2 separate regions of the Homo sapiens genome follow, and region 1 is linked to region 2. The links are chromatin loops, found by intact Hi-C in ENCODE. Cell type or tissue: body of pancreas. All regions are shown on one strand. Each heading gives the region's core, and the rest is flanking DNA. Links, peaks and the distances in the headings are about the cores only. Region 1 holds the start of LOC107985934 (a long non-coding RNA gene). Region 2 overlaps LOC102724955 (a long non-coding RNA gene).

Region 1 (8,329 bases), core at 213-8,212, 50 kb before region 2:
TCCAAGTCAAGGCGAACATCATGGAAGGAAGAAGTCCACAATGAGGCTGGGGTGAGGTTGGTAAATTCCAGTCCCTAACTTTAGCCCTTAGACAGCTACATTTAGATATTGGATATTTGCCACCCCTTTCAATTACTGGGCTCCAAGAGATTACCTAGGAGAAGGCAGACTCTATATTCTGGATCTGCGACTAAAAAATGTTTTTGCACAAAACGTTTGCTCCTTTAGTTGTTTTTGCTTTTCTCTTTTGTCTCTACTTTCTAAGCCACTCCCTGTTTGCTGAGCTGAAAAGCAAGTTCTCAGCCCTGCTGTCTCTTTCTAAAGCCAGCTTGCCTGTAGCCCCCAGGGGTGAGGAGAGGTGTTAGAAGAAAACACTTCTCCCCTTCTGGGTCCCTTCCGCAGCTGGAGTTGGTGCACAGTGGGGATAATGAGAAAAAATAGGAAAGCAAAAAGGCTTTGTGGGAAAGGAAGGTGGCCACATACCAACGCTGGGTCTAGCTGGAGGGCAAGCAGGAAACATGAACAAAATGAAAACATGGAGAATTCCTATCAGACCACTGCTTCACGGCATCCTAAGTTTTAATCAGGACGAATGTTCAGATAAACCCAAAAAATCCTTGAAACGAGGACAAATGCAACATTTGGCCCTCAAGTCGCTGCCTCCCATTGTCATCCCCTTTTGAAACAACAAAAAATATCACACATGTCTGACCTGCCTGGCCAACATGGTGAAACCCTGCCTCTACTAAAAGTACAAAAATTAGCCGGGTATAGTGGCAGGTGCCTGTAATCCCAGCTACTCGGGAGAGGCTGAGGCAGCAGAATTGCTTGAATCTGGAAGGCGGAGGTTGCAGTGAGCTGAGATTGTGCCACTGTGTGTGTGTGTGTGTGTGTGTGTGTGTGTGTGTGTGTGGTGTATACACACACACACACATATATATCTCCCACATCTCCCACAAGATAAAGTCAATATCTGGTCCGCTTTGATCGTTTCCTCCCTGTCATCATTGCCCCTGTGTCCCTCCTGGCACCTCTGCCCAAGCCTGGTCCAGCAGCCCCTTGCCCTGGATTCCCACACCAGGCTACAGCTGTCCATCCACGCCCCCATCCCCTCCGAGAACACGCTTCCTCCTGCAGCCCGCTTCAGGACCAGCCCACACACCACCTCCTCCAGGGGCACTGGGGTTCCTGGAAGGTGCTGGCTCCTCCTCCCAACTCCAGGCACCCTGACGCCACTTTGTCAGTGTGGTTTTCACATCCTGTCCTAGCGGTATGTTTGTCTTTTCGCCCCCAGATTCACAGCTTCCTAAGTGAAGGAGCCAAGTCTTGCTCTTTTCTTTACCCTAGAACAAGATACAGTTTCTGATCATACTTAATATTTGATGAACAGATGTTTTCCTTTAAACGTTTAAAGTTTAACTTTTAAAATCTCAGTAAGAAATACATCTGACATTACCACCCAGACTCATACACACATGTCACTGAATCAAAAGTTTCATGAAATAATACTTACTCTGTTGGATGCACTCTGATATTTTCTTTAATTTCATTTTTTAAAAAGTGCTTGTGGGGACTTGTAGGTGGAAAGCCATGGTCCTAAAGTGTACGGAGAAGCTGTCATTGCTAAAGTGAGAGAAGCTTTGCTTCCAAGCTAGGATCAGGTTAGGATTAAACTATAAACAGATGAGGGCTTCTGTTTGCTCTGATCTGCAGACTGAGAGAGTCTGGCCTCATTAAGAAACAGAAGCCAAGGCGGGGCTTACTGACGATGATGGACTTCAAGCTCCTAGGGCCTGCTCTTTGCAGCTTTCCTGTTCAGTACTTTATATCTTTCCTTCACTCCTTTAACATACCCATCCCTAACTCACAAAGATTCCCCAGACTCCACCTGGTACCCCAGCGATATTGTGTGCACAGCTCTACGATGGCTCTTGTCACACTGTACTGTAATGCAAATCTTTTTTAGGTGGCTAGCTCTTCAACTGAGCTGCTGGAGGGATCCCGGCCAGGGAAATGCTGGCCAAAAAGAGTGTGTGAATGGGAGGAGAGGAACTTTTGCATCTTGGGGTCTAGAGGTGCCCATCTCTTCCTTGTTGTTGCCTGGGCAGGGGGTCACCACTGGCTCTGGAGCCACAGCGGGGAAAGGCAGGCCAGGGTACACCGCGGTGGAGCAGAAGGGCAGGGAGCAGTGATGTAATTCAATTACAGAACTCGGTTATCCCTTCACTTTGTGTAGAAACGTCACCACTTAATAAATTTTTTTGTTTGTTTGTTTGAGACAGAGTCTCACTCTGTCACCCAGGCTGGAGTGCAGTGGCATGATCTCAGCTAGCTGCAGCCTCTGCCTCCCGGGTTCAAGCGATTCTCCTGCCTCAGCTGGAGAGTCCTACTCTCCTGAGTAGCTGGGACTACAGAGGTGCACCACCACACCCAGCTAATTTTTGTATTTTTAGTAGAGATGGGGTTTTACCATGTTGGCCAGGATGGTCTCGATTTTCTGACCTTGTGATTCGCCCACCTCGGCTTCCCAAAGTGCTGGGATTATAGGCATGAGCCATCGCGCCTGGCCACCACTTAAGAAATTAATAGTCCCAGCTACTTGGGAGGCTGACGCAGGAGAATCACTTGAATCTAGGAGGCGGAGGTTGCAGCGAGCCAAGATCACACCACTGCACTCCAGCCTGGGTGACAGAGCGAGACTCTGTCTCAAAAAAAAAAAAAAGTAAGAAATTAAGAAAATAGGCTGAAGGTGGTGGCAAGTGCCTGTAATCATAGCTGCTAGGGAGACTGAGGCATGAGAATTACTTGAACCCAGGAGGCAGGGGTTGCAGTAAGCCGAGATCACGCCATTGCAGTCCAGCTTGGGTGACAGAGCGAGGATCCAACTCAAAAAAATAAATAAATAAATAAGCCGGGCATGGTTGCACATGCCTGCAGTCCCAGCTGCTTGGGAGGCTGAGGCAGGAGAATCACTTGAACCTGGGAGGAGGAGGTTGTAGTGAGCAGAGATAGTGCCACTACACTCCAGCCTGGGCGACAGAGCAAGAGTGTCTCAAAAAAAAGAAGAAGAAGAAACAAAACCAAACCAAAGAAAATGCATGACTGTTCCTCTTAATTATTTACCTAGCTCTGTTTTGTTACATATTGTAGTTGTAACCCATGAGCAATAGATAAAATGTCACTAGATAGAATGTTTGTGGCCGGGCACAGTGGCTCACTCCTGTAATCCCAGCACTTTGGGAGGCCGAGGCAGGCGGATCACCTGAGGTCAGGAGTTCAAGACCAGCCTGGCCAACATGGTGAAACCCCTGTCTCTACTAAAAATACAAAAAATTAGCCGGGTGTGGTGGCACGCACCTATAATCCCAGCTACTCGGGGGGGCTGAGGCAGGAGAATCGCTTGAACCTGGAAGGTGGAGGCTGCAGTGAGCTGAGATCGTGCCATTGCACTCCAGCCTGGGCAACAAGAGTGAAACGCCATCTAAAAAAAAAAAAGGTAACAAAAAACTCTCCCTCAAATTCGTGTTGATACCTAATTCCCAATGTGATAACATTTGGAGGTGCGGCCTTTGGGAGGTGATGCAGTCATGAGGGTGGAGACCTCATGAATGGGATTAGTGCCCTTATAAAAGAGACCACCAGAGAGCTTCCTCTCCCCTTCCTTCATCTGAGGACACAGTGAGAAGCCAGCTGTCTATGAACCAGAAAGCAGGCCCTCATCACACATTGATTCTGCTGGCGTTTTGATCTTGGACTTCCCAGCCTCCCTGTGAGAAATGAATTTCTGTTGCTTACAGGCCACCTGGTCTATAGTCCTCTGTTACAGCAGCCTGAATGAACCAAGACACCCATGTACACATTTACAAACAAAACAAGTACGGCCTAGCCCACATTCTCAGGAGCTTACAATTTTCCTTTAAGTAAAGTTACGTGGGAAGACCCTGAACTGTGGAGCAAAAAGGGCCTGCGTTGAGACTAGCTCTCCTGCTTGTCGTGCTGTGGTCTTGAGAAGCACCTGAACTCTTTGACCCCTTTCTCCTCATCTGTGGAATTAGGGTAACTATGCCATTCCCCAGGCTTGCTACCAGGAGGAGAATGCGGGGACAGACTTGGGAGCAGCTCACATTCCTGAAGAAGTTAACGTTCTAAGGTATGGTGGTGACAAGCCGGACCGGGCAGAATACATTCTTCCCGTGGTGAAACAGAGGAAAATAAAGCTGGACAGACAGTGAAGGGCCCTGTCATGGAAAGCTCCAGCCAGACAGAGCGGTCTGGAGTTTGTTTTGCAGGCAGTGGTCATGGGGAAAGGCTTTGTGAAACTCACGGTTCAGCGGCTGAGTCTCACCGCCTGTGTAGCTTGGGTGGGGTGGAGTGAGACTGGAGGCTGGGAAGCACCTGAGAGGTGTCAAGGGCTGCCGTGTGGACTTAGCCTGGGGCAGTGGGAGGGGTAGGGGTGGAAGGCAGGCCACAGGAGTGAAAATAGGGCCCCGGTTTCCAGGGCGTCGTTCCCCCTGCATCTTGCTCTCTGCCTTTCTCCTCTTGTCCTTCTGTCTCCACCCCTATCCCCATCTCCCAAATGCTTCAGAGCATAAAGGTGCTGCCCAGCCAAAATCACCCGCACAAACTCCAGGTAAACTTGGTCTGGGCAGCTTTGAGTGGGTCATGAGTGGAGGAAGGGCAGGCCCACTCTTTCCTTAGTATATGAGTGAGAAAAGCGACCGCTGGTTAGATCTCACAGGAAACCAGAGCCTTGTGGCAGCACCTGACTTCAGGTGCAGCACAGCCCACGGAGTGAGAAGCTGACACCTCTGTGCCTGCTGAGGCAGGCTGCTCCTTCTACACCAGGCCAGGGAAATCAGGTCACCCACTCCAACAGTCTGCCGGACGCTGGGGACTGACTGCTGCCTCTGGGGCATCCACCACAAAGGATTCATGGACTCACTGACAGGGCCAGGCACCTGGCTAAGGATCTCAAACTGGTGCGGCCCACGGGTCCATTCAATCTATAGATGGGTTTTGTGCGGCCAACACCGTCCTTCTTGTCTACCTGTTGTATATGCATTCTGGCCTTGCCCCTGAGTTTATGAATTTACCAACCCCACCTTAGCAGGGCATGAAGAAATGCAAAGGCGCTCCAGGAGCTTCTGATTTTGCTGGGAAAACAAAACAAGTATACAGGCAAAGAGGGAGGACAATGGCAGACCCAATGCATGGGGCAGTCATCTGCATTTCTGAGTTGAATTTAGAGAAGAGATCTTCTCCCACAGATGATAAAGGGGTGCATAGAGGTGAGGTGCACACGGCCTGGGGGAAGTCAGCCCTGGGATGAGCATGGGAGAGGGAGGTTCCCCAGTGGGGAAGGACACGAGGGTATGGACTGGAGAAAATCTGCATGGCTGGGCCCCATTCCACAAACAGAGGGCCCCGAGAGGTGTCTGCGTAAGGGAGTGATGATGAAGGCACATGGGGAGAGTGTACAGGACTGGGCCACCCAGGAATCAATAATCTGGAAAAGGTGGCAGAGTGGGGAGCTCTGATTCAGGAGAGGCACTGCTTTGGGAGAAATCTCAGAGGATGTAAAGACTGATGCCGTGTGGAAGTTGGATTCAAAGGACACCAGGCTTGAAGCTTCAGAGTATGTAAGAGAGGTGCAGCTCTGGTTATTGAAGCAGGGGAATCATGAGAGGGAGGTTGCTCAGGGTGGGAGGTGAGAAGCTGAGACATTTTGGTTTAAATGTTATATTTAACAGAAGAGATATGCAGCTTACATTGAGAGCTATGGGGCAGGACATGGAGGCCTGGTGGAAAAGTGCATGTGGAGGTGATGATTTAGGGCAGGGATGGATTCGGTGAAACCCCGAAAAAAATGTGGAGGGACAGATACTGGGGATAAGGAAAAAGGAAATTGTTGTGGAACTGGAGAGGTGGGGTGTACACAGGTGTCAGGGGAGAAGACAGTCCTAGGGAAGTGCTCTATTAGCATTACCAATTGCAGAGGTTTCAGAAAGAGTGCTGAGAAGAGGCTGGGGCGTCTGAAGCTAAGGGGCAACAAGATTTTCAGCAGGGGTGCGGAAACGGGCAATACCTTTCAGGGTAGAGGAGAGCAGGTGCAGGGGAAGGAAGGTGGACTGGTAGAGACTGCTATCTCAGGGAACAGGCAGTGGAAGTGATGGGTAGGAAGAAAAAGGAAGGCATAGATGTTTGGAGGCAAAAGGGAAGGAGACAGTGAGAAGGAAGTGCTGAATTTGCTGAGGACAAAGGAGAAAATGAGACAGAAAGAGGCAGATGAGGTGGACGGGGTAGACGGAGATGCTAATCTTGGATTTCACAACAGGCTGCATCCCCTATCCCTCCACTGTGTGCCAGGCCTACCAGCCTGCACCTGGCCCCAGTACCCCCAGGCCTTGGTCTTTATTCTTGTGGTTAGGCAGCATGGAAGTCAGGCAACTGGATGGACCAGGCATTCTCTGGGAATGGCCAAGGGTGTTCAAAGCCCAGGGCTGGGACCCAGAGCACCAGCAATTATTCCTTTTCCCGTTTGCTACTGATTCTTCTTTTCTTCCTTCATCATAGGGCCCATCAGAGCTGGTGGCTAGAAATCATCCAGAGGGCTGTAAACATTAGTGAGGCACTGAGTGGTCCCTGTTTCGGCCAAGGCATAAGCAGACAGATGGGAAGTGAAAGTGGGTAACCACTGAAAGGTGAGGGCGAGGGCTGGTTTCATCATCAGCGCCGCTGGCAACAAGAGCTATTAAGAGCCAGCCTTTGGCGAGACAGTAAGGAACTACAGATTTAAAATTCCTAGCAGCAAAGCTGTGTCTCTTCAGGGTTTGGTTACCCATGCTGATCCCATAACAACCACCATGCCAATGGCAGGGAACATCAACAAGCAAGGTGGTGACCATGAGGATGACCTTGCCACAAAACCAACCATACACCCCACACCCCTGGGGAAGGAGGCACCCACCAGCTGGGCCCTGTGGGGCTGTTCCAGAAAGTGCAGGTTGGGAGGAGGATGGAGTGAGGAAAGAGGCCAGGGTCTAAATGGAAAGGGCCAGTGAAAGGGAGAGACAGGCTTGTTAATCAATGACCACTACAGAGTTGGAAAGAGAAGGCAAAGAAAATGCCTCACTGCTGAGGATCAGCGTCCAAAGATTTCATTCTACTGAGAGTTAAAGAGATGCCAAAGCCGGGATTAATGTTGGCAAAGGAGATATGGATGGGCCATGACACCACCAGCCATATGTAATCAGAAGGGGATCAAAAAACATCCCCAGCCTTGAAATTGGCATTTTCTCTTATGTGCTGGGTGGACATTTGGCAATATCATATAAAATGAAAATATTTGCATAGCCCATGACCCAGAGAGTCCACTTGCATAAGGACGTGCTTTATAATGGTCTATTCCACTGCAGATAATAAAAGAAGGCGTGCAAGAAGATCTATATGCAGTGACGTGCAAAGGTATCAAGAACAAGTTGCGAAACCCCATGGTATGATTTCATCTGATTAAAAGAAAAAAGGTATACACTATATATTATAGTGAAAATACCTATGTGTGTGTGTGTGTGTGTGTGTGTGTGTGTATTACAAGTAATGATTAAAAGTAGTTATGTCGGGGGGTTAGACTAGAAAGTTGAGATTCTAAGGAGGAGCATTTTTCACTTGATATTCTTCTCTATGGTATAGTTTTTACATGAGCTTTTTTTTTTTTTTTTTTTTTTTTAGACAGAGGAGTCTCATTTTGTCTCCCAGGCTGGAGTGCAATGATGTGATCTCAGCTCACTGCAACTTCCATTTCCCAGGTTCAAGAGATTTTCATGCCTCAGCTTCCTGGGTAGTTGGGATTACAGGCATGCTCGGCTAATTTTTTTTTTTTTTTGATACCGAGTTTCGCTCTCGTTACCCAGGCTAGAGTGCAATGGTGTGGTCTTGGCTCAATGCAACCTCTGCCTCCCGAGTTCAAGCAATTCTCCTGCCTCAGACTCCCTGAGTAGCTGAGATTACAGGCATGCTCCACTATGTCTGGCTAATTTTTCGTATTTTTAGTAGAGACGGGGTTTCTCCATGTTGGCCAGACTGGTCTTGAACTACTGACCTCAGGTGATCCACTCGCCTCGGCCTCCCAAAGTGCTGGGATTACAGGCATGAGCCACTGCACCCAGCGAGCATGTATTATTTTTATAATAATTTTTAAAAATCTTGAGCTCCTCTTGCCCTAAACTATTTCCCCTATTAGTCTGGTTGTTTCGGTGCCCATATATTATGAAATAATCAGAATACAAGTCTGATAAATATGAATTCTAGTGGGGACAATGGAATAGGGTAT
Region 2 (8,329 bases), core at 65-8,064:
AGATTTCTCGTGTCATGTCATTTTTAGATGGGATTGGCCAATGGAAATCAGACAGTAATTACAGTGGTATGAAATTAGTCATAGCTTGCCTTAATTAATTTTTTGTTTATTTTTTTTTTTGAGGCAGAGTTTCGCTCTTGTCACCTGGGCTGTAGTGCAGTGGCATGATCTTGGCTCACTGCAACCTCCGCCTCCCAGGTTCAAGCAGTTCTCCTGCCTCAGACTCCCGAGTAGCTGTGATTACAGGAGTGTACCACCAAGCCTGGCTACTTTTTGCATTTTTAGTAGAGATAGGGTTTCACCATGTTGGCCAGGCTGGTCTCAAACTCCTGACCTCAGGTGATCCCCCTCCTCAGCCTCCCAAAGTGCTGGGATTACAGGCATGAGCCACCTCACCTGGCCTGCTTTAATTTAACACTCATTTGCTTTCACTTATTTACTCTTTGCAATAACTCAATCTGGAAGTTTGATCTTACAGATGAGAGGACTAAGGCATTGTAGAGGTAAAGAAGGCAATCCAAGGTCACACGGCCAGAACATTAGGGAATGTACCAGTGCAGTGGTGGGGAAAGTGAAAGCAAAGCGGAGACAGTTTACCAGGTGCCCACACACAGAGAAAACTTCCAACCAGTAAGGTGGGAGCATTTCCAAATCTAAGACAAATGAGACTACTAGATGCCAATTGGATTGCTCCTCCTAAGGAGAATCTGAGTGCATGGAAAATTATTTACGGACCATTGAAACCATTTTGGTGTGTGCTTTGGCAATAGCTCCTCCTGAAAAGCATGCAGCCGGCAGAAGATCTGGATACCACAGAGACTGAGATTCTACATGTGTTCAGAGACCGGAGTCCCTACCACAGAACCTGTGACCTGTGCTTCTAGGGTCTTCAAAGTCAATAAAAATCAGCAGGTGATTGAAGGAGAAGGAAAATAAAGCACAAGGGAGGTGATTTGGGGCTTTGTAGAAATGCCTCTGTTACCCATTTCTGGGGTTTTATTGCTGGAGCCTTGTACTCTTGGTGAGATCTCCTAAGGTGAAGTGTTGGATTTAAAACAGTCTGATAGGCCAGGCGCGGCGGCTCACACCTGTAATCCCAGCACTTTGGGAGGCCAAGGTGGGCGGCTCACTTGAAGTCAGAAGTTTGAGACCAGGCCAACATGGTAAAACCCCGTCTCCACTGAAAATAGAACAATTAGCTGGGCATGGTGGTGGGAGCTTGTAATCCCAGCTACTCGGGAGGCTAGGCAGGAGAATTGCTTGAACCCGGGAGGCAGAGGTTGCAGTGAGCCGAGACTGCACCACTGCACTCCAGCCTGAGCAAAACTCTGTCTCAAAAAATAAAATAAAATAAATAAACAAATAAATAAAACAGTCTGATAGGCCAGCCTGGTGGCACAGGCCTATAGTCCCAGTTACTTGGGAAGTGAGGAGGGAGGACTACTTGAGCCCAGGAGTTTGAGGCCGCAGTGAGCCGAGATCACACCACTGCACTCCAGCCTGGGTGACAGAGTGGAACCCTGTCTCAAAAAAACGAACAAAACAAAACAGTCTTGAGGTGCAAGCATAATTAAAATGGCATTGATATTGCTGCCGTTTTCTGAATGCCTGGCATGCAATGCTGGCTTTCCCAGTGCAACCCATTGCCTGTAGCAGCTTGGTCTACCCTGACCGCTGAGGGAATCTTCAGGCATGCTGGTACCATAACAGGTCAAGCCTTGCTTTGCCCCCTGCCTCTGTGAAAGAGAGGGCTCATCTTCTATCCTTTTGGCCTCCACCACACCTTGCAGAACTTTATGCCGAGCAGAGCAGATGTCATGGGTAGGAGCTGCTGATCTACTTGATGGTGACACAAAACTGCTGGGACCTGTGTTGAGAAACATGTTTTGGAGAGCAGCAGAGGCTGTCCAGGCATTACCTTTGCAAAGCCACTGGGCTGGCGCTAGGCTAGGACTTGCTTCATTGCTGGGTTCCTCCTGAGGAGCCCTCCTGTCACCCAGGCGCAGCCAAGCATCTCAGGAAGGCAGTGGCTATGGCAGACCAGCTTGCTTCATCAGGGCACTTTTTGCTGTAATAGCCACAATTATTTCCCAGAAAAAACATTTGTCACGGGAACCCCGTCACTTAGAGCTTTGTGTGTGCGCTTCATTGAGGGACTGGCCAGCACGTGCAGCAAGAACCTGGCTTTGCCTGACAGAGGCAGATGATATTAGGAGACTGTTGAAGACATAGGAAGCAAAGCTTCTCGAATGACACCAGTATTTGGAGACTGCTTCCTTTTGTGTCTCTTTGGGAAGTTTGATGCAGTGGATACTTGTGGATATCCCGGCATCTGTTCCCTCTTCCCTTTCCCCTTCCCAGCAGGCTCAGACTTCCAGTGGGGGTGTTGCTGGATGATTTAGGAACCAGGGATACCGAGGGGTTGAGGAGGATTTATTATTATTATTTAGGTGCATCGGCCCAGTCAGATTAACATTTTAAAAGACTGAGCCCCGAACAAAGAGTCAATCCCTTTGGGAAGTTTGATGCAGTGGACACTTGTGGATATCCCGGCATCCGTTCCCTCTTCCTTTTCCCCTTCCCAACAGGCTCAGACTTCCAGTGGGGGACTTCAGTGATTCCAGCTCTAAGCCCATCAAGGCATGCCAATTCTGTCTTCCGGGATGGGCATGTGAACAACTCTAGTCCATTCAGGGTGAATCTCAGGACTTTTGCGGGGATTTTGGAGCAAAGAACTTTCTGCTGCTTTTTTTTTGAAATGGAGTCTCGCTCTGTCGCCCAGGCTGGAGGGCAGTGGTGCGACCTCGGCTCACTGCGAGCTCCGCCTCCCGGGTTCACGCCATTCTCCTGCCTCAGCCTCCAGAGTAGCTGGGACTACAGGTGCCCGCCACCATGCCCGGCTAATTTATTGTATTTTTAGTAGAGACGGGGTTTCACCATGTTAGTCAGGATGGTCTCGATCTCCTGAACTCATGATCCGCCCTCCTCGGCCTCCCAAAGTGCTGGGATTACAGGCGTGAGCCACCGCGCCCGGCTCTGCTGCTTTTAAAAGGAGAGCATGCAGCCCCAGGTGTTCCTCTGGAGAACACAGGAGTCCAGGCCTGTACCCAGGATGCCACTCCCATGGGGAAGACAGCAGGGAGCCAAGGAAAGCAATGGGTCCTGGCAACATCATTGAGCTGTTGGATGAAGCCTTCCTGCGGACTTTTCTGTGATGTGGGCCTATACATTTCTTTTATTGTTTAAGCCAGTTTGAGTTGTGCTTTTCGTTTCTTGAAACTGAAACCATCCTAACTGGTACCCCTGGGATACCAGTCACTACTTCTCTCTGAGCTGTTGGATGGTCAGAGACAAAGCTCCAGCCCCTGGCATGGGGGAAACAACTTGGTAACAAAGGCTAGGCCCTTCTGAGAAGACAGAACTGAAATGCTGGCAGCCCTTGCTGTGGGCTCCTCGGGACAGGCCGCCCTGAGCTGCACATCCCAGTAGTTGCTGGAAGAGGTGGGACCGTCCCTTCCAGACATGAGGGGGACCGAAATTCCCTGTCCTGAGGGAGTGTACCATCAGTCATGCCCATTAGACATAACTGAGGCTTGAACGGTTAATTCCCTAGTGGGCTTTATTTAACTACTTGTGAAACAACGGAAGCCTAGATACCCTGTAAATAATCACAAAGATCCTGTCCTCCCATCCCCATTCTTTCTCCATCCTGACTTAGTAATACCAGCAGCTCAAAACACTGCCCCACTTCCTGTTTTTGTTTTCTGTAGCTCCTTCCCGCCAGGTTTACCAGATGACCCTGGAGATAGGCTTCCAGGTCCTATCAGGCGCCCTTTCTCCTATCAGCCTCAGGCAGCTATGCGCCTGCTGGTCCCACCCAATGTGCAACTCCCTGACTCGAAGGTGGGGCTCTCCCTTGCCCCAGATTCTGCGTGGGTCTCTCTTGTTGCATTCTCACCTGATAGCTCAAAAAGATTAACTGTCCTCTGTGGTGGATTAAAAAAAAGAAAGAGGTGGGGAGAGCAAGAACATAAACTGATTTAAAAGTTAATACAAAACTGCAATAATGCAAACAGTTTGGTGCTACTAGTCCAAGAATAGACATCAACTCATTGGAACAGAATAGAAAGGCCTGAAATAGACGCAAGGATATATGATATATGGGAATTTACTGTGTGGTAAAAGTGATATTTTAAATCACTGGGAAAAGGAAAGATTCTCAACTGTGGGTGGTTTTGTCTCCCTGGGAGCACTTAGCAATGTCTGGAGACATTTTTGGTTGTCACAACTGAGGGGATGCAACTGGAATCTGATAGAGGTCAGAGGCGCTGCTAAACATCCTACAGTGCAAGAATAGCCTCCCACAGCAAAGAATTACCCAGCCCAAAACGTCCCACAGTGTCACTGTGGTGAAGTCTTGGGATACATGAGATAGTGGGAACAACTGGCTAGCCATTTGGGAGAGGAAAACGAAGTTAGATTCTGAATCATACCACAACTTAAATAATTTCAAGTCAGGTAAAACCTAAATTTTAATAAGTGGAATCATTAATAAGATCCATAATAAATTTAGAAGAAAACACAGATAAGTTCATCCTTATGGTGTAAAGATTTTTCTAACCACACAAAGCACAAACGTAAAGGAAGTACTCAGAGGTTTAACTCAATAATCATAAAAAAACACTACGCAGACAATATAAAAGACTAATAAGAGCTGCAGCATGTGAGACAAGGAATTAATGTCCTTAATATGCAAAGAGCTCATAGAAATGAGAAGACAATAGACTTCAGAAGAAAAAATGGGCAAAGAAAAGGTAGGATGAGGAAAGTTATTAAAAACTAAGACATATGGTCAGTAACCCAGGAACAAGTTTCAGTTTTCTGCAGTAAGCACAGAAGGGGAAGTTTTACCTATTAAACTGGCAAAGATGAAGAAAATGATAGAACCCCAATTGTATTAGGAAGGGTTGAAGAAATGGGTACTCTCATGTATTGCTGGAGGGGTGGAAAGTTACAACATTTTGGAGAGCAGTTGTCAAAATCATAAATAGCCCGGTGGCTCACGCCTGTTTGTTTATCTGCATTGAGGGGTGGGAAGTGGAGGTAGCTGGAGTATCTGACTCTTTCAGATGAAAAACCTAAGACTTTTATTTTGGACAGGGATTTTTCAAGCCTCCTTCTGCCTGTGCCACATTCTGCAAGATTCAAGGAGAAGAGAACAGAAGAAATAGAGTTCTAATAACTCCATCCATCCAAGTAGCTCATTGCTGTACCAGTACTGTCCAGTAGGAACATAATATGAGCCCATATGTAACTGTAATTTCTCTAGAAGCCACATTTTAAAAAGAAACAGGCAAGCTGGGTAAGGTGGCTCATGCCTGTAATCCTAGCACTTTTGGAGGCTGAGGTGGGAGGATTGCTTGAGCCCAGGAGTTTGAGCCAGACTGGGCAACATAGAGAGACCCCATCTCCACAGAAAAATTAGCTGGGTACAGTGACATGCCTTTAGTCCTAGCTACTCAGGAGGCTGAGATGGGAGGATTGCTTGAGTCCAGGAGTTGGAGTTTGCAGTGAGCTATGATCATGTCATTGCGCTCCAGCCTGTGCGACAGAGTGAGACCCTGTCTCAAAAACAAACAAACAAACAAACAAAACAGATGAAATTAATTATTATTATTATTTGAGACCGAGTTTCGCTCTTGTTGCCCAGCCTGGAGTGTAATGGTGCCATCTTGGCTCACCGCAACCTCCGCCTCCTGGGTTCAAGCGATTCTCCTGCCTCAGCCTCCCGAGTAGCTGGGATTACAGGCATGCACCACCATGCCCAGTTAATTTTGCATTTTTAGTAGAGATGGGGTTTCACCATGTTGGTCAGGCTGGTCTTGAACTCCTGACCTCAGGTGATCCATCTGCCTTGGCCTCCCAAAGTGTTAGGATTACAGGCGTGAGCCACTGTGTCTGGCGAGAATTAATTTTAATAATATGTGCTTTAACCTAATATATCAAAAATGTTATTTCAACACATAAGCAACATAAAAATTACTGAGGGACTTGATAACAGTTTTTGGTACCGGCCTTGAAATCTGGTGCATATTTTCCACTTAGAGCACATGTGAATTGGGACTAGCCACACTTCCCGGGCTCATTAGCCACAGTGGTTAGTGCTTACCATAATGGACAGTGCAGCTGTAAGCCTGATGAGGTAGGCAGGGCTTATTTCCCCCTTTTACAGATGGAAAAAGAGGTTCAGAAACCTACAGGTGTTCCTTGGCTGAGCAGGAACCCAGGGCCCAAGCCTTCCTGCTCCCCACAGGCGGCTCCTCCCATTCTCTGACTTCCTTCCACAGCCTGAAGCACAGTCCTGGCCTCCTTGCAGCTCACAGGCAATTGGAGAGGCAGAACCAACTTCAGCTCCAGCGTAAGGACTACCGTGACTGCAGTGGAGCGGGGCTTACCAAGCAGGGAGGGGGCCGTGAAGGCGGGAGGAGACAAGGCCAAGTTATCTCTCAGCGTCAGAATGACTTTGGCTATGAGCTTCGTGTAGGCAGGGCTCCCCAACAAGCTGCTCAGGCAGCAGATCTCCTGAGACCTTCCTGAGGAGCCATCTGCCAGCACTTTTTCTTTTTGTTTTGTAAGACAGGGTCTCGCTCTGTTGCCAAGGCTGGGCTCAAGTCCACCTACCTCAGCTTCCAAGTAGTTGGGACTACAGGCGCACACCAGCATGCCCTACTAATTTTTATTTATTTATTGTTTTTTAGAGATGGGGTCTTACTATGTTGCCCAGGCTGGTCTCAAACTCCTGAGCTCAAGCAGTCCTCCCACCTTTGCCTCCCAAATTGCTGGGATTACAGGTGTGAACCACCATGCCTCGCCTACCTGCCAGCTTTCTATACGTTTAACTCGTGGTGTTTGTCTGCACACAGCATTTCATGTTTCCATGAGACTTGGCCCCTCCAGAGAGACTCAAAGTGCCCGGCAGAAAGAAGACAAGGCATCCATTAAAATAACAATGATAACATTCCCACAAATATGGTAGCAGCGCGTGTCTACCCAGGGCAAAGTAGTTCTACCATTGACAGTGCCGTATTTCTCCAGCATCCCCGGGAGGCAGGTTGGATGTGCATTATTTCCCATTTTGGGGGCCATTCTCCACTGCCCCCAGGCCCTGTGTTGGCCTTCTGGAGTAGCACTGACTGCCCTCACGCCAGGGTCCTGCTGTCCACTCGGGGTCTGCAGGCTGGTTTTCCCTGGAAATGGCTAACTCAGAGATTATTTGATGTGATCCATAAATTTAGGTGCTTTTTCTAACAAAAGTTTTATTACAATAAAAGTAAATCCAGAAAAATTTTTTTGAAAAGCAAATACTGGCCAATCACAAGCTCTTAGCTCTACAGACAAACGTGTAAGCTAAGGGATGGCGTGGCCATGGGTTATACGCGGAGGCTGTGCTGCTGAGCAAGCCAGGGGAGGGCTGAGAATGAAAAGACAACATCTGAGCCTGGCCCTGCCACTCAACATAGAGACTTCAAAGATGTCTCTGTGGATGTCGCAAAGAGCTAAATATGTTTTAGTTAATTTCAATGCTATAGCCAATTATATCTAACGATGTCAAACAGTACTAGTCAATGAATTAGATCTTTAAAGTGCTTTTCTGAATTGATGCACAATTTTACAGCATGACCTTGAGCCTGGATAAAATATGTTCCCTGCTTTGAACCTTGCTGTGAAGATCAACTGTATTAGTTTAAAGGAAAGTGCTCTGTAAACCAGGAGGTTACAACAAATACATATAGGTTGTTATTATGATTAATCATCCTCATTAATTTTTCTTTAACTTAGCTGCAACTGGTATTCATCTTCGTAGTTTTTGTGAGAATCTTCTCATCAAAAAGCCTCTGTAGTCCTTTCAAAAAAATTTCCCCCCCCCCCCCACAGGCCCTCAGTAACAGTTTTTGAGACAGGGTCTGTCTGTCGCCCAGCGGGGAGTGCAGTGGTGCAATCTCAGCTCACTGCAACCTCTGCCTCCCTGGCTCAAGCAATCCTCCCGCCTTAGCCTCCCGGGTAGCTGGGACCACGGGCGTGCCCCACCATGTCTGGCTACCTTTTGCATTTTTATAGAGGCAGCAACTCAACACGTTGCCCAGGCTGGTCTCACACTTACGGGCTCAAGCGATCCCGCCACCTCACCCTCTGAAAGTGTTAGGATTATAAGCATGAGCCACCATGCCTGGCCAGCCTCTGCAGTCTTAAGTTTCCTGCATAAAAAATATTTATTTTTCCCTCAGCCCAGAACCCATCTTCTCATTCTGGCACCTAAGAACCAGGAGCA

What was found. A loop is a pair of places that touch in the nucleus more often than their neighbours do. Peaks named below come from ENCODE experiments on the same cell type or tissue, not always from the same donor. Only the 100,000 strongest peaks of a DNase experiment are listed, where the experiment ranks them.
Region 1: a loop joins it to region 2, with 1.9 times the contacts of the local background. A loop is called at or near these places in 77 of 110 quality-filtered maps.

Annotation. Positions count from the first base shown.
Region 1 is chr2:112,630,048-112,638,376 of GRCh38, forward strand. LOC107985934 (a long non-coding RNA gene) reads left to right here and starts at 3,247. Exons shown (of 2, transcript XR_001739642.2): 1 at 3,247-7,523. RefSeq lists an enhancer at 603-1,120. In body of pancreas, for the core only: no CTCF peak of the experiment used is centred there; no DNase peak of the experiment used is centred there; H3K27ac peaks cover 244 bases.
Region 2 is chr2:112,680,238-112,688,566 of GRCh38, forward strand. It overlaps LOC102724955 (a long non-coding RNA gene), which reads left to right. Exons shown (of 4, transcript XR_001739643.2): 4 at 771-899. Among named protein-coding and RNA genes, the nearest start is that of NT5DC4, 37 kb to the right of the region's middle. In body of pancreas, for the core only: no CTCF peak of the experiment used is centred there; no DNase peak of the experiment used is centred there.